3 separate regions of the Homo sapiens genome follow, and all the other regions are linked to region 3. Evidence: chromatin contacts called from ENCODE Hi-C data. All regions are on one chromosome and are shown on one strand. The core of a region is the stretch at or near the end of the contact, and the rest is flanking DNA. Distances in the headings are between cores, read along the strand shown.

Region 1 (4,338 bases), core at 1,288-3,787, 2.5 Mb before region 3:
TATAAAGCACTGTGGAATAATAGTCGACTCAATTTTTTTCCCCCGTTTCTTCTTTTGAAGGTACCTTCCTTTAGCTGTGGTTTGATTATTTTTAACATTGCTTCCTGACTTGCTTTTTAATTTGTAAGAAGTAGCATGATAGAAAAGAAAGAAGGGGCAAAACCTACAGAGAACAGCACTTGGTGTATACTTCCTGGAAATACCAGTGTGGTTTCTGGGCATACTCTACAGAGAGCACCAGGGATGTAGAAGCTAGACACCTGAATGGCACACATCCCTTACCACCAGTGGCTGTGGCACTGACAGGTGGATACCTGGCTTCTCTTTCCTTAGAGATGCCAGGAAAAACAGAGAAACTGCAGACCTGCCCTCCAGCTGTCCGTGTTGTTGGAGACTTTTTCTTTTACCTCGGTTCATTTTCCACTGTCATTTGTGAGCTGAATTTTGTGCACTCAGAGAGCAGGGACCAGGTCATATCCTTCTGTGTCTCTACTTTGCTGGGCTATAAAAGATCGCTCATAAATTGCATCAGTTGATTGACTGATCCAAACTCAGGCCATTCTAAAAGCCCAAAACCATTGCAACCTGACTTTAGTTATCCATTTATCAGAAAGACATTTTTTTTTTATTTTAGAGGGAAACCAGAAGTAGCTTTCAGCCTGCCTTTCTTCATTCATTCAGTGAATATTTACTGAGTATCTACTCTTTACCAGGCACTGTGCCAGACACTGGGGATTCAGCAATGAACAAGACAACATCTACTTTCCTGGGGTTTATGTTCCGTTGGGAGGGAGAACAGACAAACAAATTAATATAATGGACCAGGTGATGCTAAGTGCTCTAAAGGAAAATGAAGCAGGGTAAGGTAATAGCATGTGAAAGGAGAGGATGCTACTGGGTGGTTAGGGGAGGCCCAGAGTAGGCGAAGCAGGGGAAATTCTCGGGGTTGCACATATCAGAAGTCACAGGTAAGTGGACTTCTGTGCATGGAGGCTCTGCAACCAAGCAGCCTCCCTCCCTTGGTCAGTTCGTGCCAGAATCAGGATTCCTGGGCTGCCCTAGTCGCCTGTAGAGGACTTGAATCATAATCTTCAGAAGCCAAGCGGGAGAGAAAAGGTCCCTGCCTCTGCAGTGCGAAGAGAGTCCAGGGTAAGAAATGCTCCATTCACGTTGTCAATGGAACTTTGTTCTTGCCCATTACTGAAAAGAGAAAGGGGATCTTCCCTTCTGGTTCAGGGGAAAGAAAGAGGCCCCTGTGGGGAGAGAAACCTGCTTTAGTTATCAGAAAAGAAACATTAGTGGGGCTTGCTGGGCCTACAGAAAAGGAAAATGGACGCTACCCATCAGCCCTCCATTTTGAAGGGGTCAGATGGGGGTATTTTAAAAGTGGGTCTCTAAAAAAACCTCCTCTCTTTCTTTTTGTATTTCTCAACAAATGCTGGCAGATAGGCAATGGCTCATTAGACAGCATGTGCTGAACTGAGTGCAAAGTAATTCCCTTGAGCCCAGTTGACTGATGTTGCCATCATACCCCATCCCCTGAGAAGAGAATCGATTGCATAGAGCTCCACCGTTGATCCCCCAATACCAGTGACTAATGTTTCCCGGTTGACTAAGCACCCAGTTAATACTCACAGCAGCCTTTGGACATAGATTTTATTGTTATATCCATTTTACAGATGAAGAAACTAAGGCTCCCGAGTTGAGGGCTTGCCAAGGTCACATAGCTGGGAAGTGATGGAGCTGGGATTGGAAGGCCAGTGGTTGGACTTTAGAGGCCATAATTTAACCGGTACAGTCAGCACTGTACTCTGTTGAATCCTTTTCTTGTGAATCCAAACCAAGGCCACATGGAAACAGGAAAACCTAGGAGGCACTTCCTGGTCTCGAGCTGGGCTCTAGGAATACAAACATCCCAGGACATAACTGGGCTCTGTTAGCCTGAGGTTTCTGCTTTATAAGGATGCTATGCCAGCCCCGGGGCTCCAGGATGTGCACTTGAAGGACCTGTTTTCACTCAAGAAGTTATTCAAATGAGGGAAATTACCTGAAAATTTACACATACCAAGTTCCCAGAGTGAAAACAGCCTGAATATTCATTTAGGTAACTTGCTACACAGAGGTGTCCCTGTTGAATGTGCGTAGAACTTATAGCAAAGGACTTACGGCGAAAATTCCAAGTCCGCTTATGAGTGGGGAAGTCCCTGGAGCAACTTTACAGGAACAAGGTCATGGCCATTTTTACCATAAGGATACCCTTATCAGTTTATCATTAGTCACCACCCCACCTCTGGGGCATTAATGATTCAGAAGGTTACAGTAAGAACAGAGTAAGAAAATGTACTCAGCACAGCATCTGGCATTAATGGAAGCACTGCTATCATTATTCTCATTGTTTTAAATATGGTATACCAATTCCTTTTCCATTCAGCGTGTGCTGTTTGTAAGTTACCAAGTCAACTGGAACTGCAGTTTAGCTGCAATTTGCCAGAAGCTGCCGTTAAGTGAACCACCTTGTGTGCGGCTACCCTTTGCTCAGAGCATTGCTGCACTTTGACTGGTTGAAATCCATTGTGCTCTAAGTGATCTGAACAGCAATCAGTGATATACATGAACAACTATTTTTCACTCAGTTCATGGAAGTTTTTATTTCTTCTAAGTAAATATCAGACAATGTTCAGTTTGGAAGATTCTGCAGATAAAATTCTCCAAACACATCTAACCACAGAAACAACATTCATTTATAGATGCTTTATTTGGGGAGAAAAAGGAGAGTGTGTGTGTTTAGGAAGTGATGTCAAATTTTCTTGACTCAGACCTGTATCGCCTATGTGTGCCCATACATGAAGGACAGTACAGCATGGTGGTATCAGCAAAGTTTCTGAATCAGACTGTCCAAGCCTGGATCTCCCCTGGGAGCTTGAGCAAGCAACTTAACTTTTCTGTGCTTCAGTTTCTTCACCTATAAAATAGAAATGATCATACCACCTACTTCATAAGGTTCCAATGAGGATTAAGTGATTTAATATACGAAAAGCACTTAAAACAATGTCTGGCAGATAGTAAGCATTCTACAAGTGTTAGCAATCATTGTATTTCCCTCTTTTCCCATCAACAACCTCCTCTACAACCTAGACAGAATAAGCAAGTGTATACATGTATACATTAGCTTCCCATAGTATAATGTATATTATATTTTATATATATATTTTCTTGTTTCATTTTGTTGTTTAATATCCTAAGTAGGGCCAGGCACAGTGGCTCATGCCTGTAATCCCAGCTCTTTGGGAGGCTGAGGTGGGTGGATCACCCAAGACTGGGGGTTCGAGACCAGCCTGACCAACATGGAGAAACCCATCTCTACTAAAAATACAAAATTAGCCAGGCATGGTGGCGCACACTTGTAATCCCAGCTACTCGGGAGGCTGAGGCAGGAGAATTGCTTGAACCCGGGAGGCAGAGTTTGCGGTGAGCCGAGACTGCACCATTGCACTCCAGCCTGGGCAACAGAGTGAAACTCTGTCTCAAAAAAAAAAAAAAAAAAAAAAAAATCCTAAGTAATACATGAATATAATCTCATTTTTAAAAGAAAGCAAAACAAAACAAAACAATGCTGGTATAGTGAGTTGAAGCATCTCCTAAAACTTCACATTCAACCAGAACCTCAGGATGTGACCTTATTTAGAAATAGGACCTTTGAAGATGTGATTCATTGGAGAACTCAAGATGAAATCATTCTGATTTAGAGTGGGCCCTAAATCCAATGACTAGTGTCTCTATGAGAAGAAGAGAGGACACATACAGACATACGGGGAGGAAGGCCATGTGATGATGGAGGCAGAGGTGGGAGTCATGCTGCCACGAGCCGAGGAACACCTAGGACCACCAGAAACTGGAAGAGGCAAGGAAGGATTCTTCCCTAGAGCCTTTGGACCTGCTGATTCCTTGATTCCTCACCTGTAGCATAAAGAATTGTGAGCATAAATCCCTGTTATTTTCAACCACCTAGCTTGTGACAGTTTGTTACAGAAGCCCTGGGAAGCTAACACAGCCAGTAAAGCCAAAAGTTCCCCAGCCCACAGCTCACACTCTCCCATTCACATCGCCTCGTCCAGCAGTCGCAGCACATCGTTACCTTTCCAGACCTTTTTTCTATGCTTTTACATATCCAATACTATGGATTGGATAAGTAATATTTGGAATGCTATTACTATCCAAGTACATAGAATGCTTACTATCTGCCAGACACTGTTCTAAGTGCTGTTCATACATTAAATCACTTTATCCTCATAGGAACTTTATGAAGTAGGTGATAGGATTATTTCTATTTTACAGGTA
Region 2 (4,298 bases), core at 1,591-4,090, 2.1 Mb after region 3:
GACGGTGTTTTGCATGCAGATGGCCATTAAGTAAATATATTGCAATGTATTATTTGAATTGGCTTCATACATGTTCAACTGAGACATTTATATATTTTTAACAATCTATATTTCCCAATCCAGCCATCAAAAAATGATCTCCTAAGATGATGAGACTTTTAAGTTAAATGACCCTGTGAAGCGTATGCTACAATGGATACTTTTGAGTCATTATGATGCTCGTTGTTTTAAAAGCCTATCACCCTTGGCCTAGCTTTCCTAAAAAAAATCTAAATCCAATATTCAAGCCCAAATCTCACATAAAAGAGTCTTACTCCCCCTTACAGTTCATTTTGAGTGGGAGAAAGTATTAGAGGACTATTTAAGCTTTAAGTACCCTGAAGGCAGACAGAATGACAACTTGTAAAGTTGCCTATCTCATTTTCGTATCTTGCAATGAGAGCCGGGATGACATTCTGAGTATGAAATACACTGTGCAATGAAAAGAATTATTGTTGCTGACAACTTCCCAAACTCTTGCATTATGTACATAATTGCAGGCTCAGATTTCAAGACTGTCCTCTAGCAAAATCTCACCACATCAATTCAAAAAACAGCTCCCTAGACTAGATTTCCATCTACATCACAATCTTGCTCATAATCCTCATTCACACAATACTTTTCCTTCATCGTACCTATCAAACTTGCAACCACCTATCCGTTTGTATGACCATTTGCTTCTTGTCTATTTTTCCCTCTATTCACAGCTGTATTCCCAGCACCTAATAAGGTGCCTGACATATCACAAAAATTAAATGGCTCTAGGTGAGTCAATTAATCAAATGAGGAATGAAACAGTCACTTAACTGGAACCAAACAGCAGGGAAACACAAAAGCAAATGAAACAGACCTCGAGGCTTTAAGATCTGATTCTCACCCCAAACCAGACAGAGGATGATTTTCCCCTTATAATTTGTGCGTTCTTCATTTCTCCCATTCTTCCTTTCTTCCTTCAAGGAGAACATTTTAGACCCTCAGAATATTTAAGCTTTAAGTCACTGAGTCTAAAGCCTTACAAATTCAGTAACTGAGATCCAAAGATACGAGGTGACTTGTCACCTTGACCCTTAGGTCCAATGGACCACTCTGCCCCACACCCAATGTCATCCTACAAAACCAATATTTTTATACAAAAGAGAAACCAGGAAAAGTCTAGAGAGAAAACGCATGCGACAATTAGAAGGCTTACTCATCCCCAAGTGTGAGGAACTGCCCAGAAAAATGCCAGAAAACAAAATCAAGTCTGTGCAAAAGATTCCCATGTCACACCACCTGTCCCCTATAATACCCTTCTAATACACTTTCAGGAGCAACTCATCAGCACCCTTAACTCTCAGAACTAATTTGGGGAAACAAAATAGGTTGATAAACATGAAAGAAGGTATCATCAAACTACAACTCTCCTGGCCACCCAGACTAAAATCCACTGTGGAAACTATTCAGCCAGCCACCAAGGAGAGGCAGCAAAATATAGTGCTTAGATTTCAGAGCTCTGGATTTACACAGGCCTGTCTGAATCCCAGCTTCTTACTAGCTGAGATCTGAGGCAAGCTAAGTCGTCCAATCTGCAGTTTCTCCCGCTGTAAAATGGGAATAACCCCCACCCCAGAGGACTGTTAACAGTGTGAAGACACTGTACATAAAGCTCTCCAAACAGTGCGTGGCATGTAATAAAAGCTCAATAAATGTCAGCTATTTGTCATTCTTTTCAGCTATAATTTCGTTCACAAAGCCTACTGCCTTTCTAGCTTCCATATAATTTTAAAGACATTCCTCCAGCCTTTTCATTTTCGAGGGATCTTTTATACAGCAGCTTAGAGCACACTTTCTAGTATCAGACTTCCTGCGAAAACCATTTGAAAACCTGTGCCTCGGGCTCCTCATCTGTGAAACGAGCCTGATAACACCTACCCCACAGGACTGCTGGTAGTAAGCAGTCCCCGAGTTACCCAACCTATCAACAGTATATGATTAAAACGCACTTGGGGAAAAGCAAAGCTGCAACTCTCAAACCCCAAACGACAGTCTTAATCCCAGTCCCACCACCACGATAGTGCCCAGAACCAATCACCAAGGTCGACCCACCTCACGCACCTAGTTTCTTCTCACCCCACGCAGCAACAGCCCCTCCCGCCCCGCCAAACAAGGGTTTTCCGAAATCGCAGGGCTGAGTCTCCTTCCACGGACACCGCACTGCTGGGGCCGCGGCAGAGCCCTCTTAATTCAAGGGGGTGGCCTCCCCACCCCGCCCCACAGCGCCGGGAGGCACGCAGTGCATCCTCCCTGCCTGGTCAGCGCCGCCCCACGCCGTTCGCGCTGCAGCTCCCGGCTCGCGTGGGCTCAGGGCCGAGGCCCCACGTCAGCCGCTTCCCGGACCCCAGCGGGCCGCCTCCCACCCTGCTCGCCGCTGCTCCTGGTGCCGCGGGCCGCCCGCGCGCACACCCAGCGGTCAGGTGCGGCGCCGACGACAGGGTCCCAGGCCCCGAGGCTGGGGAGCCCCTCGGGCCCAGCCGAACCGCACGCGGAGGCCGCGCCGCCAACCGGCTCCCGCCGCTCCCACAACCGGCGCCGCACTCACCGCTACGCCGGAGTCCGGGTTCCTCCGGCCTCGGGCCCGCGCAGGCCTGGCTGAGCCCCAGAGCGTTCACGCCCCGCGCCGCCGCCCGGGGATCCTGGCGCAGCTGTCGGGGCCGCAATGCGAGGGGACGAACGTATGCGACCCCGTCCAACGCCTCCTCGTCCCGGCCCCGGCCGCGTAGACAACTGCAGTGTCGCAGCCCGGCGCAGCCACAGCAGCGTCTGTTGAGCGGAACCGCCTGGGACGCTCACCCCCGGCCGGCACTCGTTGCCTATGCAGAGAGGCTGCCACCCATTGGCCCGCGAGCGGTGGCGCGTGCGGGGCTGGGCCTATCGAATTCGGGCCGGGGAGCGCGGCGCTGGCGGCCCGGGGCGGGGCGAGGTTACTACGGGTCATTCCGCGGAGCCGCCGCGGACCGGACCTGGCTGCAGTCTGCGCGGGGCGGGGGCGGGAACGGGGTCGACCAGGAGGGACGGACCGCGGGTGGGGGAGGGGAGCGGGGATCTGCGGCAGCGACGTGGGAGGAGCGGCTAGCCCAATAGGGTCTGCAGGAGCTCCGTCCCTCCAGGAAAAAACACCCCTCCACCAAAAAAAAAAAAAAAAAAATTACAGTCGCACAATTATTGCTGTAATGTATAAATTTCAATATAAATTATGAAATAGTATGCATATTCTTTTTCGTTTTTAACTGGATTAGTTATCCCGTTCTTGCAGAAATTGCTGTCAAATCCTGCCAAATAAAATGGCTTTTGGAACTGCCTGGGGCAAGAAGAGCCTCAAAAACTCAAAGCTTATCCATTATCATTTCTCTTGTTTTGGCCTCACTTGACCTAGCATATAACCCGTTTTCCTCTAAATGCACTCACCATGCAAATTTGCTATTTCTTTTCAAAAAATAAAGTTTACTCCAAATTATTGTTTTTGAACGTTCTTAGGAATCCACAGTGGTTCTGTATTTTAAGGAGTTTGCCATTGTTTCTCGTTTTAGACACTAAACAAGGATAAGAAAGAAAGCATCCAGTGCAGGTAGTAGAACTACATGTACTGTAAGAGAGAAGATTTTCACTCACCCAGTACTAGTAGGATTGGTCTCTTTTTTTAACCCAACATATTGTTTAGTTTGCCTGTGAACTTTTCCTTAAGTAGGTGAAAGGTTGCCTTCCTGAGCCAGCCTCAGGCTAAAGCAGGCCTCATTTCCCAAGAGAATCAAAATCAGGAAGCCGCCAGAACTTGAACTAGGTGGAGCGATGATGCACCAAGCAAAGAGAGCTCACTCACCGTGGGCCAAGGGCCAATCGAGAACCTAAAGGGATGGATACCTGACTCAGGCAAACTGTTCTCCCACTTCAAAATATGGCAGTTCAGTTGCTCATTAATCTGTTGAAATCTTATCAAAGGATACATCCTGAAGATAAATGGAATGCAGAATTTCTTATCTGAAAAGACATTCGCAGCTCTGCAGAGAGAAGCAGGCTTTAGAAGTAGTACTTCTAGAACCATGAAATCCTCTGGAAAATACTGGTTTTTTTCCGAGAGAAGAAAACTAATATTGCACCTTTTTATCTATCCATAAGCCTAAAACAGACTAGAAGAATTCCAACAATATCTTTCTTCATTATCTTTATATTATGGAATATATATTATGGATATGGACCTATATTTAAAAGAAAATGGTCCTGGG
Region 3 (4,934 bases), core at 1,922-4,421:
AGAAGAAATCCACAGATTTAGTTCTGTAGGTATCCAAATGTCAATGTTTTGCTTTCCATCTTTCCTTCAATCCTTTCTTTCAAAAATGATTAGCTCTACAGTGGTATTCTAGCAGAGGCTGCTGGGTGAAGTCTTATATGGAACAGAAGATTCCATTTGGGTCCTAAATATTCTCTTTTACTTCCATCATTATTTTTGAAGTCACGCTGTTCTCAAACCGCATGTAACTCTTGTAAAATATATTAATAGAGAATTTAATCATTAAAACATTACTATAATATTTGGAATTTAAGGTGATCTTAGTATTATGGTACAAATTAAAATTTCTGAAGAAGTTATTCTCTTTATTAAAGAAAAGCCTCTAATTGCCTAAGGACTCAGTTGATGACATGTATATGGTTGTATTTTTAAAAAATTGTCATTGCTCTATTTTATCATATGCCACTAATTATTTATTTTAAAATTCTTAGAAAGAGCAATCCAAAATATGAAAGAAAAAGTAAATAAGCATTTGATTAATAGAGCCAAGGAGGACTTTAAAAAGTGATACTTTTAAAGGTTTTAAAGGTTAAAAAGATTTGGTTTTGTTTTGCTGTTAAAAATATTTCTGCCTTATTGTTTGCAAACAAAATGAGAGCTTGAAAACCTGTACTTATTACAGAACTTTACAGATCTATAAACTGTAGAATGTATAGAACTTTACAGTTCTATAAACTACTGACAGTTGAATATCAGAGCTGATTGTTAGAGCACTTCAGTGACTTTCATGTAAAGTGAAGGGCCCACTTTGTATGTTAAATGGTTGCGGCAATATTCCTGGGTAGCTTATTTTAGAAGAATGTTCATTTCACATGGTGGATCTGGCTTTGCTTGCCTTTTTCGGAGCAGGGTTTCTCAACCTCAGCGCTATTGTCATTTGGGGTCTGAGAATTCTTTTCTGTGGGGGGCTATCCTGTACCGTGTAGGATGGTTAGCAAATTCCTGGCTTCTATCCATTTAATGCCAGTGGCAATCCCTCCCCAGTTGTGATGACCAAGAACATCTCCAAACATTGCTAAACGTCTCCGGGAGGGTGATCACTGATCACCCATATGAAAACCACAGTTCTAGGGGTGAAAGATCTTTTTGTTCATAGAAACATCTTTAATATAGAAACAGAGATGGCTTTTCAAAAATATTATATATATATATATGCACACACATGCATATATATAGGCTCTTTATAAATATGAATAAGTACGTTGCCTCTCAATGAATAGAGGCCCTCTTTATACTAACAATTAGTTGACGGTAACTTGATATGAATAGAGTTTATTAGAGGTCTGCTCAGAGGGTTGGTACTGTGTTGTTGTTTGTTCAGTTTCTATCTCAGGAGTGTGTGTCTGCCATTGGTGAATACATGCAGTTGAGCCCCTACCCTTGTTCACATTAAATGTAGCTCTAATCTTTCCACTGGGTATTTCATAACTGGAATATGCAGAGTCCTGGACCTGACCTCTTTCTCCCCATTGGTCAGAAATAAGAGCCTGGACCTAACCACTTCCTCCCCACTGGTCAGATATATCTTCCCTACTGACTCCAAAAGAGCCTTGTCAGCCTGTTAAGGAGAATAACTGTTTCAAAATATTGCCTGGTTTGAGATTATTTTTAACTTGAGTCTTGTCCCCAAAACATAATTTCCCTGCTGTATTTATCTCAATGGAATTTAGAAGTAGCATGGATTATGTCACCCTGAGAGTTATTTCTTGTGTCCACTAAAAGAGAAAATGCACAGAAGAACGTGTCTATCTTACCGAGACCACTCATACAGTGTTGGCAAGAGGACAGTCCCCAGAGTCTCACCATATAATGAAGCTAATCACTCTATGAATTATCTTAATTGAATTTGAATGTATTGCTACTGAGTACTATGGGAAGAGCGGCCAGTAAGGACGCGGTATTTTCCCACAGCATTCAGTTAGCAATGCATTCAAATTTAATTAAGATCATTCATACAGTGATTAGCTTTCTTCGACGACAGAAGGCACTGGGGATGTCCGTGCTACAGTTGCCTGCTTTTGGTCTGCCTAAGATAGGCATATCTACTTTCACAGGTTGTCTCTTGTATTGAGTACAGGATTGTTTGATCCATCCTTAAGTATTATCCTGAGATGTGCTTTTCATTTTGGAATCCAAGAAAGTGCAACGAGTAATTAGAGCACTAGGATTTGAAACAGATATCCTGAGGAAGTCGTTCTCCCTGCCGCTCTCACCTGCCATCTATATGACCTTGGGCAAGTTACTTAAATCACTCTGAACCTCAGTTTCCTCTTCTGTAAAATGCTTATAATAATACCTATCCTGCGTTAAGATTGCTTATTAGAATTCAGTTTGGTACTGTGCATTCTGAACAGTTACAAGTGTTGTGTTGTGTAACTTGAACAGTTACAAGTTACAAGTGTTGCCAAAGTTACAAGTGTTGTGTAGTGTTATTAAAACTAAGTAAAATATTTCCATTTCCAAGGACAAGGGAAAAGGGACACTGAAATTGTCTTTCTAGTGCCTTCAGCAGTCGAAGTCACTGGACTACAGGTCACGCTTTTCTCCTGGGAATCTTTTTTTGGTAACAGAACCACCTAGGAGACAGACTTCTGAACTGCATTAAGCTGAGTGCTTGGGGTCCCAGATCTTTCTATGTGTCAATACAGTTTATTTCAGAAATACCATGGTTTTTTTTCTACCCAGTCTAAGCAGAGTTTAGCTGAAACCCACTCACAGCCTCATTGTACCGTGCCCAGCACATTCATCTAAGCTTTCTAAAATCTAAACCGGCCGGGCATGATGGCTTATGCCTGTAATCCCAGCACTTTGGGAGGCCAAGGCAAGTGGATCACAAGGTCAGGAGATGGAGACCATCCTGACTAACACGGTGAAACCCCATCTCGACTAAAAATACAAAAAATTAGCCGGCCGTGGTGGCACGTGCCTGTAGTCCCAGCTACTCGGGAGGCTAAGGCAGAAGAATCACTTGAACCCAGGAAGCAGAGGTTGCAGTGAGCCGAGATCGTGCCACTGCACCCCAGCCTGGGAAACAGAGCAAGACTCTGACTCAAAAAAAAAAAAAAAAAAAAGAAAAGAAAAAAAAATCTTAAACCAACATCCCTAGACTGGCTTCAGAGCCTATTCATTTGAATAGTGATGAGGGAAGGAGCAATTCAGTTGACAAAATGCCCAACAAATAAAGATGAGACCTAAAGTTAAAGAAGAAAGCAATAACTTCTTTTAAATTTTTGGATATACTCATAAATTGTAGTGAAAGAAGAAAAAAGTGATCGTTGCAGATACTTATCATATCTGTTTTTGTGATGATTATGTAGATCTTGAACTCAAGTCATTTCTGAATCGAAAGAAAATTTAGAAATGGTTTAATTTTACAGTAATCTCAAATACCTATCCAGAGCTCTGTGACTTCCTAAGAATTATGCAACCCAGATTTTATACCCTCTTGACCCAGATGGACTAGTCTGTATATTCTGGGTTTTTTTCAAATGCTATTTGAAGCTGTATATTTTATGTAGAATTTTTAGTTGTTTTGAAAGTTTCCCTTATTAATCTAATTTTCAAGTGTATTGTCTGAGAAATGCCACTTATCACAAACAACATACAATTGAGAGACTGAAGTTGTGTTATGAAAAAAGCTTAAGGAAAAGTGAAATTGTCATGTTAGATCATCAAGTAGAACTTCTTCCCTTAATTTTTGAAATGTGTGTGGTGGTCTGCAGTTGATGGTTTTCTTTTTAACTGCCTTTCTATTTTTATTTTATTCTTTTTTTAACTAAAATTCTTCAGTATGATCTCTAGTGCAAAGGAAGTCAATAAAGAGATCATTTCCTTCCTAAATTATGTGTCCTAATTTAGAAAGATTAAAAACAGACTTAAGTTGAATTACTATATCAATCATCTGCACAGTCATAAAAATATATGAACATATTTAAATAAATGTGATTTGTTGTTTTTAAGTTGTTACTGGTTTATGGGTCATTAATCTGCAGGATTTCAAAATATTTGGAAAACTGGATACCCATGAAAATTCATCCTCTTATCTTTAAAGTACCTATTAGCACTTTAATAGGAAAATAAAAATGAAAACTATAAGTAGAGGATATAATCTGAATAGCTTTAACATATCTCTAATATACATTATTTTATATTGTGTTGTACTATTATTGTTCAAGTCAGTTTTTTCTTCTTGAATCTTCCATGCTAATGTGAGAAGCCTCCCTTACTGGTGATCTGTGCTTCGTTAGGTGCTATCTCTTTGTTTTGTACAACCATTCATAGGGCGTTGCTTATTTAGGCTGTTGTGAAACGAGCCAGTTAGCTGAAAGAAGCAATGGATGGGGTTCCAGGAGCCAGGATTTTGGTTCTAGGAACAATGAAACAAGGCTGAATCAGGGTTGAAACACAAAGGAAAGCAGGAATGAATGTTGGAAATGGACAGGTTGAAGAATGCAAAGAAGCAGGAGTAACCGGGGGATGTGAATTCAATCCAAGAAATGGAGATGTGAGATTTGAAACTTGGTCTGCCTAAGAATCCAGGTGAACACAGATCAGAGGACCTGGGTGTGAGCTGCAACACTGAACAGTTAGCTCATGTGTCAGGGAGCTGCAGAGAAGCTGCTTCCAAAATGGAAATGGGAGGGGTACCTGTAATTTAACTAAGAATGGTCTTCCTTTCCCTAGCAGCTGACTGCGAAGGGAGGGAGAAGAGTTAAACCAGAAGTGAGCCAAGCTTCTGAGCATGGGCTGGACCATTTGCTAGAGAAGAAGAGTAGCAACAGGGACAGGAAGGAGGGTCATGATCCCAGCAACCCTTTATTTCCTGGAAGGTGGCCGTGGTACAAAACTTTTTGATTGTAAAGATTCCCTCAATTGGTGGCAATTGTCATTGTGGA

The links. A loop is a pair of places that touch in the nucleus more often than their neighbours do. Pooled maps may share reads with other maps.
Region 1: a pooled map shows a loop between it and region 3 (5-fold over the local background). The contact joins two enhancer-like sites. A Hi-C loop is called at or near these places in 8 of 50 pooled maps.
Region 2: a pooled map shows a loop between it and region 3 (2.5-fold over the local background). The contact joins the promoter of ACSL3 here to the enhancer-like site in region 3. A Hi-C loop is called at or near these places in 3 of 50 pooled maps.

The regions. Positions count from the first base shown.
Region 1 is chr2:227,460,455-227,464,792 of GRCh38, reverse strand. No RefSeq gene overlaps it. Among named protein-coding and RNA genes, the nearest start is that of MIR5703, 9.5 kb to the left of the region's middle. RefSeq lists enhancers at 1,103-1,162, 2,063-2,122. Within about 2 kb of position 2,537, at least 3 of the 41 ENCODE cell types and tissues checked have a DNase peak (open chromatin) inside an H3K27ac peak, as active enhancers do.
Region 2 is chr2:222,859,578-222,863,875 of GRCh38, reverse strand. ACSL3 (acyl-CoA synthetase long chain family member 3) reads right to left here and starts at 2,840. Exons shown (of 17, transcript NM_004457.5): 1 at 2,618-2,840. RefSeq lists silencers at 2,345-2,714, 2,785-3,114 and an enhancer at 2,831-3,125.
Region 3 is chr2:224,941,938-224,946,871 of GRCh38, reverse strand. All of the region lies in intron 1 of DOCK10 (dedicator of cytokinesis 10), which reads left to right. Among named protein-coding and RNA genes, the nearest start is that of MIR4439, 66 kb to the left of the region's middle. RefSeq lists an enhancer at 2,761-2,890. Within about 2 kb of position 3,171, at least 3 of the 41 ENCODE cell types and tissues checked have a DNase peak (open chromatin) inside an H3K27ac peak, as active enhancers do.